3 separate regions of the Homo sapiens genome follow, and regions 1 and 2 are each linked to region 3. The links are chromatin contacts, found by Hi-C or POLR2A ChIA-PET in ENCODE. All regions are on one chromosome and are shown on one strand. Each heading gives the region's core, a stretch centred on a gene start or an enhancer-like site at or near the end of the contact. The rest is flanking DNA. Distances are from core to core; before and after follow the strand shown.

What was found. Hi-C counts contacts between places; a loop is a spot of excess contacts on that map. ChIA-PET counts read pairs that join two places held with the same protein, here RNA polymerase II (POLR2A). Pooled maps may share reads with other maps.
Region 1: a loop to region 3 is called in a map of CD8-positive, alpha-beta T cell, with 15 times the contacts of the local background. The contact joins the promoter of METTL3 here to the promoter of DAD1 in region 3. A Hi-C loop is called at or near these places in 2 of 168 maps with a recorded cell type or tissue (CD4-positive, alpha-beta memory T cell and CD8-positive, alpha-beta T cell) and 11 of 50 pooled maps. POLR2A ChIA-PET finds 5 or more read pairs at or near these places in 2 of 52 experiments (CD4-positive, alpha-beta T cell and activated naive CD8-positive, alpha-beta T cell).
Region 2: a map of CD8-positive, alpha-beta T cell shows a loop between it and region 3 (5-fold over the local background). The contact joins the promoter of HNRNPC here to the promoter of DAD1 in region 3. A Hi-C loop is called at or near these places in 1 of 168 maps with a recorded cell type or tissue (CD8-positive, alpha-beta T cell) and 11 of 50 pooled maps.

Annotation. Positions count from the first base shown.
Region 1 is chr14:21,508,996-21,513,340 of GRCh38, forward strand. METTL3 (methyltransferase 3, N6-adenosine-methyltransferase complex catalytic subunit) reads right to left here and starts at 2,345. Exons shown (of 11, transcript NM_019852.5): 1 at 2,129-2,345. The coding sequence starts at 2,228. RefSeq lists an enhancer at 2,388-2,627.
Region 2 is chr14:21,267,172-21,271,613 of GRCh38, forward strand. It overlaps HNRNPC (heterogeneous nuclear ribonucleoprotein C), which reads right to left and starts at 2,271. Exons shown (of 9, transcript NM_004500.4): 1 at 2,127-2,271. RefSeq lists enhancers at 1-250, 1,750-2,374, 2,012-2,271, 2,375-3,000 and a silencer at 2,362-2,441.
Region 3 is chr14:22,587,974-22,591,941 of GRCh38, forward strand. DAD1 (defender against cell death 1) reads right to left here and starts at 1,251. Exons shown (of 3, transcript NM_001344.4): 1 at 974-1,251. The coding sequence starts at 1,184. RefSeq lists enhancers at 248-889, 890-1,531.

The DNA.
Region 1 (4,345 bases), core at 1,095-3,594, 1.1 Mb before region 3:
AACACAAAGTAGTCAATGATGTAGTACACCAATATAGCGGCTTTTTAAAAGTTAATTTTGTAGGCCAGGCATGGTGGCTCACGCCTGTAATCCCAGCACTTTGGGAGGCCAACGTGAGTGGATTGCTTGAGCTCAGGAGTTAGAGATCAGCCTGGGCAACATGGTGAAACCCCTTCTCCACCAAAAATACAAAAAATAGCTGGGCATGGTAGCACACGCCTGTGGCCCCAGCTACTTGAGAGGCTGAAGTGGGAGGATCGCTGGAGCCCGGGAAGTCAAGGCAGCAGTGAGCCATGATCATGCCACAGCACTCCAGCCTGGGTGACAGAGGGAGACCCTGTCTCTAACTAACTAACTAAATAATTTTGCAGATCACTTTGTTGAAACAAACAACTACCTGATCCTCAGGTCCCCTTTTGCAACTGCCATTGCTGAATGGGAAAAGACTCCACAGGAAAATTAAATAGGCTGGATATGGTGGCTCTCACCTGTAATTCAAACACTTTGGGAGGCTTAGGCAAGAGGACAGCTTGATGCCAGGTGTTCAAGACAAATTTGGGCAACATAATGAGACCATATCTCTATTAAAAAGTTAAAAATTAGCCAGGCATGGTGGCATGCACCTGTAGTCCTAGCTACTCAGGAGGATGAGCCGGGAGGACTGCTACACTCCAGCCTGGGCAACGGTGAGAGACGCTATCTCAAAAACAAAAGCAAAAAAAGTCGTTGGCATCATTTATGCACATTTTTAAAAAGTTTCAAAACAGGAAACCAAAGAATAGGGGAAAAAACATAACAAAACAAAAAATTGTATCTATAAATAAATCAATGAAGTTTCTAGAGCAAGGGAAAAAAAATTCTCCCTCTTAGGTAATTCAGGAACTACTCTGAGACTTGACTACTAATTATTGCCTGACCATATGACTTGCACTTCTTACTCCACTATCCTCCCCTCTTACCTCTTTAATTATCTAGGTCCTATATAGCCATAAAGGCCAAATTCAAGTGCCAATTCCACTATGATGGTTTTGATGGCTTCACTACCTACACCAGCTCTTGTTACTTCTCTTCATTGTACAGACTGTAGATTCATTCATTTGGTTTCGTACATATATCTTATCATATTCCTCACTTTTTGTAAGCGTCTCCCCTTGAATCCTATGCTTTTTAAACTTCTTGAGGACAGGGGCAATTTCTTCCTTATTTTTGTCTAATTAGACCCATGAACACTGTAGATACTCAAGAAAGGTAATTAATTAGGTGGGAGGATCCTGCCAGTGCATCTTCTATTTCTAGGGGCCAGAATACGAGCACATGAACCTAACATGATCTAGACAAGATTTAGAGATGCAGTTGAAGATACTGACAAATATTGGAACAATCTACCACAAAGGTGATACTGAGTCACTATTTTTGCAGAGCTTTGTTACTAGTTTGCCTTAAATAATTCAGAGTTTGTCCTGAGGGTAGGGAGTGGATAACAGTGAATTTAATCTTTTAAATTTCCTTCAAGTTTTATGATCGTGACACGGGGGCAACAGGAGAAGAGAAAAAGTTTGGAAACCAAACACAAATGTTTTCAGATTCCTGCTAGGTATGTAAATGGCTAAGTCAATGCCGGTAGGGGTACTCATTCAGAAACACCCAGTGCCACTCTGTACGGGCCACTAAATTGGGCACTGCGGATATAAAGGTTCATTCCTCGCTTACTGTACCCACAGCTGCCAAGAAATGACCACTACAAAACAGTCGTTATAACTGAGGGAACAAAGCGCCAAAGCAGCAACAAAAAGGGGTTCTTGCTGCTTCGCGGGATAGGGGGCTGAGCAGCCTCACAAAGGCGACGTCCTCGCAGTCTGAAGAGGAGTGGGCAAGGCGGACGAGGGTGGGGCTCAAGCGTCCGTCCGGTAAAAGTGAGCTGGAAGAACCGAGGCCCAGCGTGAGGAGGAACCGCGAACTACTTGCAGAAGGGCGAACGTCTGCTGCTGAAGGTGGAGAGGGAGTACCAATGTACGAGGCTTTATAGAAATGGCCGTTTGGTAAAGGGCAGTGACTCTGGAGCTTTTTCTCTAGGGATCCCGCCCGTCCTCCCCGGTTGAGCCTCGGCCCCAACAGCCCAGTGCCTCACCCAAGTGCCCCGAGTCCTGCTTCCGCCTCCGCTGCAGCCTCTCCCGCAGAGAGTCCAGCTGCTTCTTGTGGGCCTGGATAGAGCTCCACGTGTCCGACATCCTAGTCTCCCAGCCCTGACACCTCTCGAATAAGGCGCGGCGGACTAGCACCTCCCAGCACTCGCTCCAGGATATAGCCAATTCTCACGCGGACACCCCGAAGGCTAACCGGAAAATGACCCCTGGAGCTGAGCAAGACAGAAAAGTCATTTCCGGTGTCGCGCTTTCTTGGAAGCTATAAAGAGCCACGTTAGGTGTTGGCAGAGCGGCCGGTATAGTCCTCATACCCGCTCTCTCATGCTTCCGGACACAGTGAGGCTGTGGTTGCCATGTTGGTGACTGGCAGAGCGGCCATGTTGCTTATAGACGCGCATGCGGCCATGTTGAATATTCGGAGAGGAGTCCTGAGAGTTGACTTGTGTTAAAGTAGCACTCGTAGAGAGCAACACCATATAGTACAGTTTTGGGGGTTTTTTTCTTTTTTTTTTTTTTGAGACGGAGTTTCACTCTGTCGCCCTGGCTGGAGTGCAATGGCGCGATCTCGGCTCACAGCAACCTCCACCTCCCGGGTTCAAGTGATTATCCTGCCGCAGCCTCCCGAGTAGCTGGTATTACAGGCGCCCGCCACCACGCCCGGCAGATTTTTTGTATTTTTAGTAGAGACGGGGTTTCACTGTGTTGGCCAGGCCAGTCTCGAACTCCTCACCTCGTGATCCGCCCTCCTTGGCCTCCCAAAGTGCTAGGATTACAGGCGTGAGCCACCACACCCGGCCATAGTACAGATTTTTAAGATGAAGGATCACTAGTTCCTTTTGACAGTTTGGTACTAACATACCTTTTCCACTGAAGGTGGTGTTGGTTTGTTTCCATGCGTTCATTTACAAAAAAATAAAAAACACAACGGTGGTCCCCAATCTGAGGTGAGGAGGGGGCGGTGGTGGGTGCGGGCATGCTTCTTTGTGTTGACGAGGCGTGGGGAAGTGGGGAGGGCTGATGAAGGAAAAATCCGAGAGGTCTTCAAATACGTGATCTCTCTCTTAGGCTAAATTTACAAAGTACGTGTAATCTATTAAAATCGGGTTCCGACACTAAGAGGGCTTTGAGGTCCTGGTTGCGTTGTGTTTTTTGTTATGAGAGCTACCTGCATGAGTGTGTTCAGTTTGTGAAATGTAATTGAGCTGAACATTTTGGTGTGCACTTTTCTGTATGTGTAGTAAACTTAAATACAAGGTTGGTGGTGGTGGTTTTTCCTACAATCCTTTCTTTCTTTCTTTTTTTGACACATTTTCTTTTTTTTTTTTTTTTGAGATGGAGTCTCACTCACTCTGTCACCCAGGCTGGAGTGCAATGGCGTGGTCTCAGCTCACTGCAACCTCCGCCTCCTGGGTTCAAGCGATTCTCCTGCCTCAGCCTCCCGAATAGCTGGGATTACAGGCGCGTGCCACCACACCTGGCTAATTTTTTTTATTTTTAGTAGAGACAGGGTTTCACTATGTTGGCCAGGCTGGTCTCGAACTCCTGACCTCGTGATCTGCCCCTACGATCTGCCCCCCTGCCTCAGCCTCCCAAAGTGCTGGGATTACAGGCGTGAGCCACCGAGCCTGGCCTGACACAGAGTTTCATTCTTACTGCCCAGGCTGGTGTGCAGTGGTGTGATCTCAGCTCACTGCAACCTCCACCTCCTGGATTCTAGCTGCCTCAGCCTACCTAGTAGCAGGTATTACAGGGACCTGCCACCATGCCCAGTTAATTTTGTATTTTTAATAGAGATGGGGTTTCACCATGTTGGCCAGGCTGGTCTTGAACTCCTGACCTTAGCTCATCAGCCTGCCTTGGCTTTCCAACGTGCTGGGGTTACAGGCATGAGCCACCGGCTTGGCCTTTTGTTTGTTTGTTTGTTTTGTTTTTTTAATGGAGCTCCCTGAATGGAAACATTTCGGGAATCACTGACTTATCCAATGTCTACATGATGCCATACGCTGTTGTCCAAAAAATACAAAAAATAGTTTGACTGGCATGGCTCCTGTTTTCAAAGAGTTTATAATCTGGTCAAGGAGCTGTGAGCCAGTTTATTAATACTGAACCATCTTCACAGCATGAGGTAGCATGGGCATAGACTTTTTAAAAAACAAAAACAAAACAAAACAAAAAAACAGGAAAAAAAAAAACGTGATTTC
Region 2 (4,442 bases), core at 1,021-3,520, 1.3 Mb before region 3:
TCTGGCAACAAAAAATTTGAATTAGAAACTAAAAATTCAAATAGGTTTTAAAAAAAAGTCTAAGTCCCCTTATTTGCCTAAGGAGGATTAAAATCTATTTCTCCTAACTCCTAGGCAAACTTACTCCCCAGCCAACACCTCTCACATTCAACACTTTATTAAGATTTAATAATTTGCCCCTTAGTCTTTAAAATTAGAGCAACTAGCTATTTTGGAGTTTATTCTTTGCTTGTTTCGCACAGCCATTCCATCCAAAACAAGGTCGAATGCCATGTCAAATCCTCTAGAGATTTAATTACAAACGTAAGCTGTTTAAATTCTCTACAGAAGGAACATCAACCACCAAGTATTCCCGAGAGTGGCACTAGCATGAGGGGGAAAAAAAAGGTCAGAAAACCTGCAACCTGGCCATCCTTCTTCAACTTTTCCCCCTAGCCAATATGAAAATGTTACTAAACGCCTATCTAGTTGAGAACACACCTAGAATTGTGATATAAATACCGTGGCAAACAGTTTCGGATATTAACTCAAAGAATTTTTGGTGCGCTGATATACATACTGACCGGAAGGAACCCATTTTCGAAAACCTCAAAGAAAAGTGCCCGTCAATCAATTTCAACTACTATTAACAGTTCTTAAATACTAATTTCTGACATTTCTCCTTGCCAACATTTTTACTTCATGATTTCCCATTTTTACCCTAACCTCATTTCTAACAGTTCAGCACAATGATAAACTTTAGTTTTAAGTTCCTGTAATAATATACATGTTTAAGCCTTAAGAAAGGGGTCGCGATGTTTTTGACCCTTATTTTACTTCCTATCAAATAGATTGCCTTACAGATGAATTTCTTACCCTGCAGAATGGGTTTAAACTGTGCTTAACAGCTTTAGTTTTTGTGAGATTAACAGATTGTGAAAAATAAACTTAGCCAAATCTCATGTGAGGATTAAAAAAAGCGATGTCCCAGATAAGTCAATGTGACACTAAAGATCTAAACAATTTTTTTTAACTTTTAAGTTTTTTATCAAATTTCAGCACCCAGCAAATAATAGGCACTGTTAATATTTGCTTAATATAACGTAGCTGTGAATTTTTGCCCACATTTAGGCGGACGGGAAAATTAACGCCAGAATATCCCGAAAGTCAAATTTTGTCATCTTACACTTAGGAAGTTACGTTAAAAAATTCTCAAGTCTCGTAGTATTTTTCTTAAGCGCAATTTGGGAATTTCCAGTTACCTCGTGGTTTCCGTCATCAGGTTCTTGGCAAAGATTGCAATACAGTAGTTTTAGAACTATATTAACTAGGTATTCCATTAACTAGGTAAAAACCACTCGACTGACCTCGTGGTCAAATTCCTTACTAGTGCTGCTACTGACTTAATATGACCCTAGCAACCAACACTTTTCTGCCTCAGTTTCCGTCTGAGAAAGAGAGTTAATACCTACCTCAAGCAAAGTTCCACTAACTTATATATTTCAAGTGTTTTGTAACCTGCAGATGAAAAGTCAGCTGTAAATATTAATATAGTTATATCACAATATTTCCTTTTACAAATGTAAGTGAAAATAACTACTTCGAGCTCCATCATTTGCTCATAGAGAGAAATAAAATAAAAAGTTATCAGTAAAATGCTGAATCTTTTGTTAAACCTTTCTCGTAGGCCACGCGGCACGATCCAGGATTTAAAGGCTCGCGATACATCTACTTGGTAACCTTCCCCCTTCCCCTCCCCCACTTTTTACATGTAAGAAGAACGGAGGTAATAGAAGGCATCGGCGCTACGTTAACTTCGACTATATTAATGAGCATCACGATCTTCATTTTCATGATCCCGTAGTCCTCGCGGTCGTAGAAAATGAAAGGAAAGCAGCCGTTAACACAGGAAGAGCGAAAAAAGGACATTTTCCCTGGCGATCGTGGCCTAGAGGACACCAGGTTAAACCTATACAGAGGCTGAGGCCTATAAAACTGCCCCCGGCTTCAACCTAATCCCCCAAAACAAGCAGAATAAATGAGGGCCCGGTTAGTTAGGGGGAAGGATTCCCACATCTTCTCTCCCACACCCCCTCTCGCTTCCCGAAAAACCCAGCGCCTTCCCTGCGTCCGCCCTCTCCACTTACCAAGAAGGGGAGGGAGAAGAGATTCGATTCTGAGTCTCCTACTCCCGGGTTCTGCGTAGAGAAGCCGACTGCTGCTGGAGGTCGGCAACGCGGCCACAACCGCTCAGTCTTCGTCTCTTCACAAAATGGCCCCCGAGTCTCCTCTGCCGCCGAGGCGAAGGCCTAGTCCCCGCCCCATTCCTGAGAATCTTCCTATTGGCTGTGCGTTTTTTCGCTCCCGCTCCTAATTAGACAGTTCAACCGCTCCTCACAATGATATCCAATCACAATTAGCAGTGGGTTAGACTAAGCAGGCGAATTTCCACATGCGTGAGAGAAACTAGTTTATAACTGGTTAGTTTTCCTGTCATTTATTGCCTGGAGAATGCTTATTGGCTATTGCACGGGACGACCCTCTGGGTGGAAACTCGCCTTTGTATCGCGCACCGTCTCACATCCGGGTATCTGGGAGGCCTGATTGGCGGCCGCGGCGTCCTATCGCTGCCCCTTAGAGTGCCTAGTAGAAGATCCGCCCAGACCTCGGATTTCCGGCTGCGCGGGGGCGGGGAAAGGGTTGAGGGGCGTAGTTAGGTGACGGGCGCAAAAGACCTGCCCCAGCCCCGGGCCTAGGGAAAAAAAAGCGCGAAATGAAGCCTCCGTTGTGCAATGTGAATAAAGAAAGGACTTTTCTTAAAATGAGGAGGGAGCAGCAGTGACTAGGCCTTGTTAAAGTGTGTAGAAAACTAACCAGTCCTGCAGTTTTTCCAACCCCAGACCCTTTCTCAGTTCCAGATTCGAATGTCAGCTACCTCGTAGACATCTGCTTCTTGGCCTATTAAACCCTTCTTCAGACAACACATGTTCCATCGAAACCAACTGACTTCCTTATTCCTCTCCAATATAAAAAGGAAGTGCAGAATCCTGGCCTCTGGCCCCAGGGCATCTAATATCTTAAGTGCCAGCAAAATTGGCCCATCCTTCCAAATCTGGTCCCTTAATTTCCCTCCTCTTGAAATGGCTTGTCTCCTACCTACCCCCGTCACCTGCCAGTCTCTCTGGTTACATTATAGGAACTGCGCACGCAGTGGGGTAGCATCAGCTCTACTAAGCCAGCGGTTTCTTTTTTCTTTTCTTTTTTTTTTTTTTTTTTTTTTTTTTTTGAGGCAGAGTCACTGTCGCCCAGGCTGGAGTGCAGTGGCGCGATCTTGGCTCACTGCAACCTCCGCCTCCCGGGTTCAAGCGATTTTCCTGCCTCAGCCTCCTGAGTAGCTGGAACTACAGGTGCGCGCCACCATGTCCAGCTAATTTTTGTATTTTTAGTACAGATGGGGTTTCGCCATGTTGGCCAGACTGTTCAGGTGATCCGCCCGCCTCTGCCTCCCAAAGTGATAAGATTATAGGCGTGAGCCACCACGCCAGACCACTTTAAACTATTTTAAAAAGCAAAGACGAAAAATATGGGAGAAAGTATACACTAAAGTGTTAGTAGTGGTTCTCTCCTGGTGGGAAAATTACATGTGATTTTTTTTTTTAACTTTTTTTTTTTCAAACGGAGTCTCGCTTTGTCACCAGCCTGGAGTGTAGTGGCGCCATCTTGGCTCACTGCAACCTCCGCCTCCTAGGTTCAAGCGATTCTCCTGCCTCAGCCTCCCGAGTAGCTGGAACTACAGGTGCGTGCCACCACGCCCAGCTAATTTTTGTATTTTTAGTAGAGACGGGGTTTCACCATGTTGGCCAGGATGGTCTCCATCTCTTGACCTCGTGATCCGCCCGCCTCAGCCTTCCTAAGTGCTGGGATTACAGGCGTGACCCACCGCGCCCAGCCTTAAAATCTTATTGTACTTTTCTATATTTTCCAAATCATCTACTTTGAGCAAGTAATCAGAGGGAGAATATCCTACGAGTGCTTAAAGCCTCGACTCAATTGCCACATTGCAATTTATTTAAAATTATCTCGTAGCACTGTGGGTAGTTTTACACTCCTCTCCCTTCCTGGATGGTAAGATTTTTTGATGGCAGAGTTTAATTCTTACTCTTCAATATATTTTCCTTGTTTACTACCTATTAATAAATTAATAAAATATTAACCATTAACTTTTATTTATCAGGGGAAATTTTTATTTTTCCAGGACAAGCAGATAGACTGTCCTTTTTTTCTCTCTCTTTCTTTTGAGATGAGGTCTTGTTCTGTTGCCCAGGCTGTAGTGCATTGGCATAATCCCGGATGATTACAGCTTCAACCACCCAGTCGCAAGCAATCCTCCCACCTCAGCCTCTGGAGTAGCTGAGACCACAGGTGTGCACCACCACATTGGCTAATTTTATTTTTATATTTTG
Region 3 (3,968 bases), core at 1-2,500:
GATCTGCCTACCTCGGCCTCCCAAAGTACTGGGATTACAGGCATGAGCCACTGTGCCAGGCCTCCAGACAATTCCAATGCTGTATTTTGTCTGTACCCCAACTAGACCATAAACTCTTTACGGATAAAGAACATGTGCCAAAGCTTTTACCATAATGCCTCATATTGGACTGAAAATACAACTGATGACCTGACTGATGATCACACTGAAAAGAAACCATGAATGCTGGCATGTTTTCAAAGTCAAAGTAGCAGGTGATACCAGTGATAGAGGCCACGCCTGTTTTCAGTATTCACTGAATCCCCGTTGGGCAAGAAAAGTCAGATTTTAACAAAAATTGATGGAGACTGTTCTCGCTAAATATAGCAGTCTACAAGGTTACCAAATCCTGGAATCAAAAGGAAAAATAAGGCTAAAATAGAGTTATGTGAACAAAAATTGGGTTCAGGACAGTGAAATAACAGCTTCCTCAACAAGAAAAAAAGTAGTAGCAGCTAAAAGGCAAAATCAAGTAAAGGATGATTCAACAAGAAAAGCACCAGTATTTATATTCTTTGCACTTTCATTGAAACGTTTCACCGGAGATTGGTAATGATTAGGCCAAGATGACAGAGATGATTCAAGGTTGGGTTTTTCATTTGAAAAGTCTACTAATTTTAGAGTTGTGTTAAACCTAAGTTAAAGTTGGAATAGGGTTTTCCCCGGACCAATATTAAGTGAAGTGGATCACCAAGTGGAGTAGCGGCACGAAGGTGGTTTCTTTAGACTTTTAAGTCCAACTCCTACGGAGCCGTTTGGTATTAGGCATATAATCTAAGCTTTCTGAGCCTCAATTTCCCCATTCACAACAAAAGGGCAATGCAGGCTCTTCTCATAACTTCAAGGGGCGGTGGTCTGATATAGAGTACTATGAAAACAAAAGCAGCACACCAAAGTAACACATTATTATTATGATCACTTATAGAACCATTACCCGCTAGGATGAAACTCCCCACACAAGAGATGAAGCCCGAGAGAAAAGAGTTGAAGGGGAAGGTCCCCACGAGGAGACAGTAACCGAACTGCAGCGCCCCGGTCAGCAGTATATACAGCAGGTACGCGTCCAGCAACTTCAGACGCTGCGGAGTGGAGCTCAAGTACTCTTCTAAGAACCGCGAAATGACAGACACTACCGACGCCGACATAACTGCACGCAAGGTACTCCGGTCCGCGCCCCAAACTCTTGGAGGACCCGTCGACCACACCGGATGTGCTGTTTGCGCATGCGCACCCTCGTGACCTAACTCCGCCCTCCCCGGTGTGCCAATTTGCGCAGGCGCTGAGGCCGGCCAGGGCGCGTAACAACTAATGCGCAGACGCGGACTGCATCAACAGACTCAACTACAACTCAGAAAAGTTAATGCGTCTGCGCAATGGCCCTATCAATGAGCTGGGGACGTGTACTCTTTCTGTTCTGTTTCCGCCCGTCAGCTCGGTGACGCCCACAGTTGCTCTGGCAACAAGACACACTGGGAGGAAGAGGGGAATAAGCTTTACTGGGGACCGCGTAGCTAACCAGAGGTATCCGGCTCTCTCTGGTCCTTCTGAGTCCTGGAAGATTTAACGGTTTGCATCTACTTTGAGGCAATGCCTGGCGTTCCTGGGGTTTGATACCAGCCTGACCCTAATTCTGTTAAGGGCGCTGTCTGCAGATGTCTGTCACAGATCATTGGAACAAGTCAAGTTCATCCGCAGTGAGACCCGGCGCGGCCAATCACTGCACAGGCCCCAGTTTAGACTTAATTACTTGGGGGAGTGAGTGGGTGTGGTGAGGGGCGGGAGGCAGGGAGGAAGCCTGACCTCAGCAGGGTTCTGAACTGGAACTCGGGATCTGGCCCTGCAATGCCAACATTTATTGGGCGCCTCCTTGGGGCCTGACGTTGTACTAACTTGTAGGGACTCTCACGTGAATCAGATATATTTGCAGCCTTAAAAGAGCTGGTGAAGGGAGGGACAGCTGTCGAATGTCGTGCAAAAAGCATATGGTCAAGTTTAGCAGCTCTCTTTCCGCAAGCTGGTATCTTGAACCTGGTGTAATATCCCGGGATGTCAGCGTCGAAAGGCCCGAAAGAGCATGCCTGGTTCAACCCTACTCTCTCCAACTCATTTTGCAGAAGAAACTGAAATGGTTTCAGGTTTTGTATTTTAACAAGTGGGATTATTTTGAGGGTTTTAACTGTTTTTTTTTTTTTTTTTGAGACGGAGCCTTGCTCTGTCGGCCAGGCTGGAGTGCAGTGTCGCGATCTCGGCCCACTGCAACCTCCGCCTCCCTAGTAGCTGGGACTACAGGCACGCGCCACCACGCCCGGCTAATTTTTGTATTTTCAGTAGAGACGGAGTTTCACCATTGTTAGCCAGGCTGGTCCCGAACTCCTGACCTTGTGATCCGCCAGCCTCGGCCTCCCAAAGTGCTGGGATTACAGGCATGAGCCACTGCACCCGGCCTGTTTTAACTTTTTTTAAGAAATTAAGTTCTGGCTTTCGTTGCCCTTTTAATTTCACGTGAATCCGACCTTCTAGACCCAGTTCATCTCACCTTTTAGCTGTAAGTTTTTCCACACATGACCAGGTACTTTATTTTCAGCTTCTTAATATTTTGAACTGTACGTGAGCAAAATTCCTAAAACAGCAGGTGAACAACAGCGTTCCTGCCTTTTCACTTTTTTTTTTTTTTTTTTTTGAGATGAAGTTTTGCTCTTGTCACCCAGGCTGGAGTGCAGTGAATGGTGCGATCTCGGCTCACTGCAACCTCCACCTCCTGGGTTCAAGCCATTCTCCTGCCTCAGCCTCCCGAGTAGCTGGGATTAGAGGCACCTGCCACCACGCCCGGCTAATTTTTGTATTTTTAGTAGAAACGGGGTTTCGCCATGTTGGCCAAGCTGATCTTGAACTCCTGACCTCAGGTGATCTGCCTGCTTCAGCCTCCCAAAGTGCTGGGATTATAGGAGTGAGCCACTGCGCCGGCCCCTTTTCACTTTTTATTTGCCTTTAGACTGGAAACTCTACACGCATTAACTAACGGATGTATTATCAGTGGTGATCAAAGCCTTACTTAAGTTCTAGAAAGAAGAGAAATAACCTAAGAAACCTTTAGAGTCTATTTGAATAGATAGATTTATATTCATACCCGTGGAGATTTGTGCAGCTATATGAACATAAGTTCAGCCTAAACCTATGTTGCTGAGAAAGAAAAAAAAAGAGTGGATAACAAGCTGGTTCTTATTTCAATATAATATGGCAGGAAGCATCAATTTCTCTGACAAGTTGAACCTTTCTCTCTGCCTCATCAACAAGTAGGAGGGTAGCTTCCTCACGAATATTCAACTTCAAACTTTACAGGCTAGGCTGATGCTTTTTAATCATTCAGGTGTGGATTCTTCAGGGAGTTTCTGTTCCATCAGCCAGGCTCCTTCCAGTGTTTTCTCCCTTATGTTTTGTCTGCCTTTGATCCATGTCAACTATCATCATTAAGATCTCCCCAGGAACTCTCACAGGAGAGAAGAAGAGATGAAAAACACCAAATGGACTTATTGAATGCATTTGTTTCTGAGACCTGCTAGTCACACCAATATACTACACTAGGGCTTTTCTGAACTACTTAAAACAGCAAGAAAAGGCCTACTTCTCTATTCGGTTTATGATTCTATAATCATTGAAACATTTTTAACTGATCTGTCAATAGGAAATTGCTAACACTAGTGTTGATTTCAATTAGTTTAAATCAGAATATTAATATAGTTTAAAATTCTTGTCCAGAGTAGTGGATAAGAGTGCAAGCTCTAGAATCAGACAGTCCTAGGTTTGAACCTTGATTCTGCTGTTTACTAGTTGTCTAATCTGGAACAAGTTACTCAGTCTGACAGTCTCATTTTCCTTTTCTATAAAACAGAAATAACAATACCTGGCTCATTGAAATTATGTGAGGATTA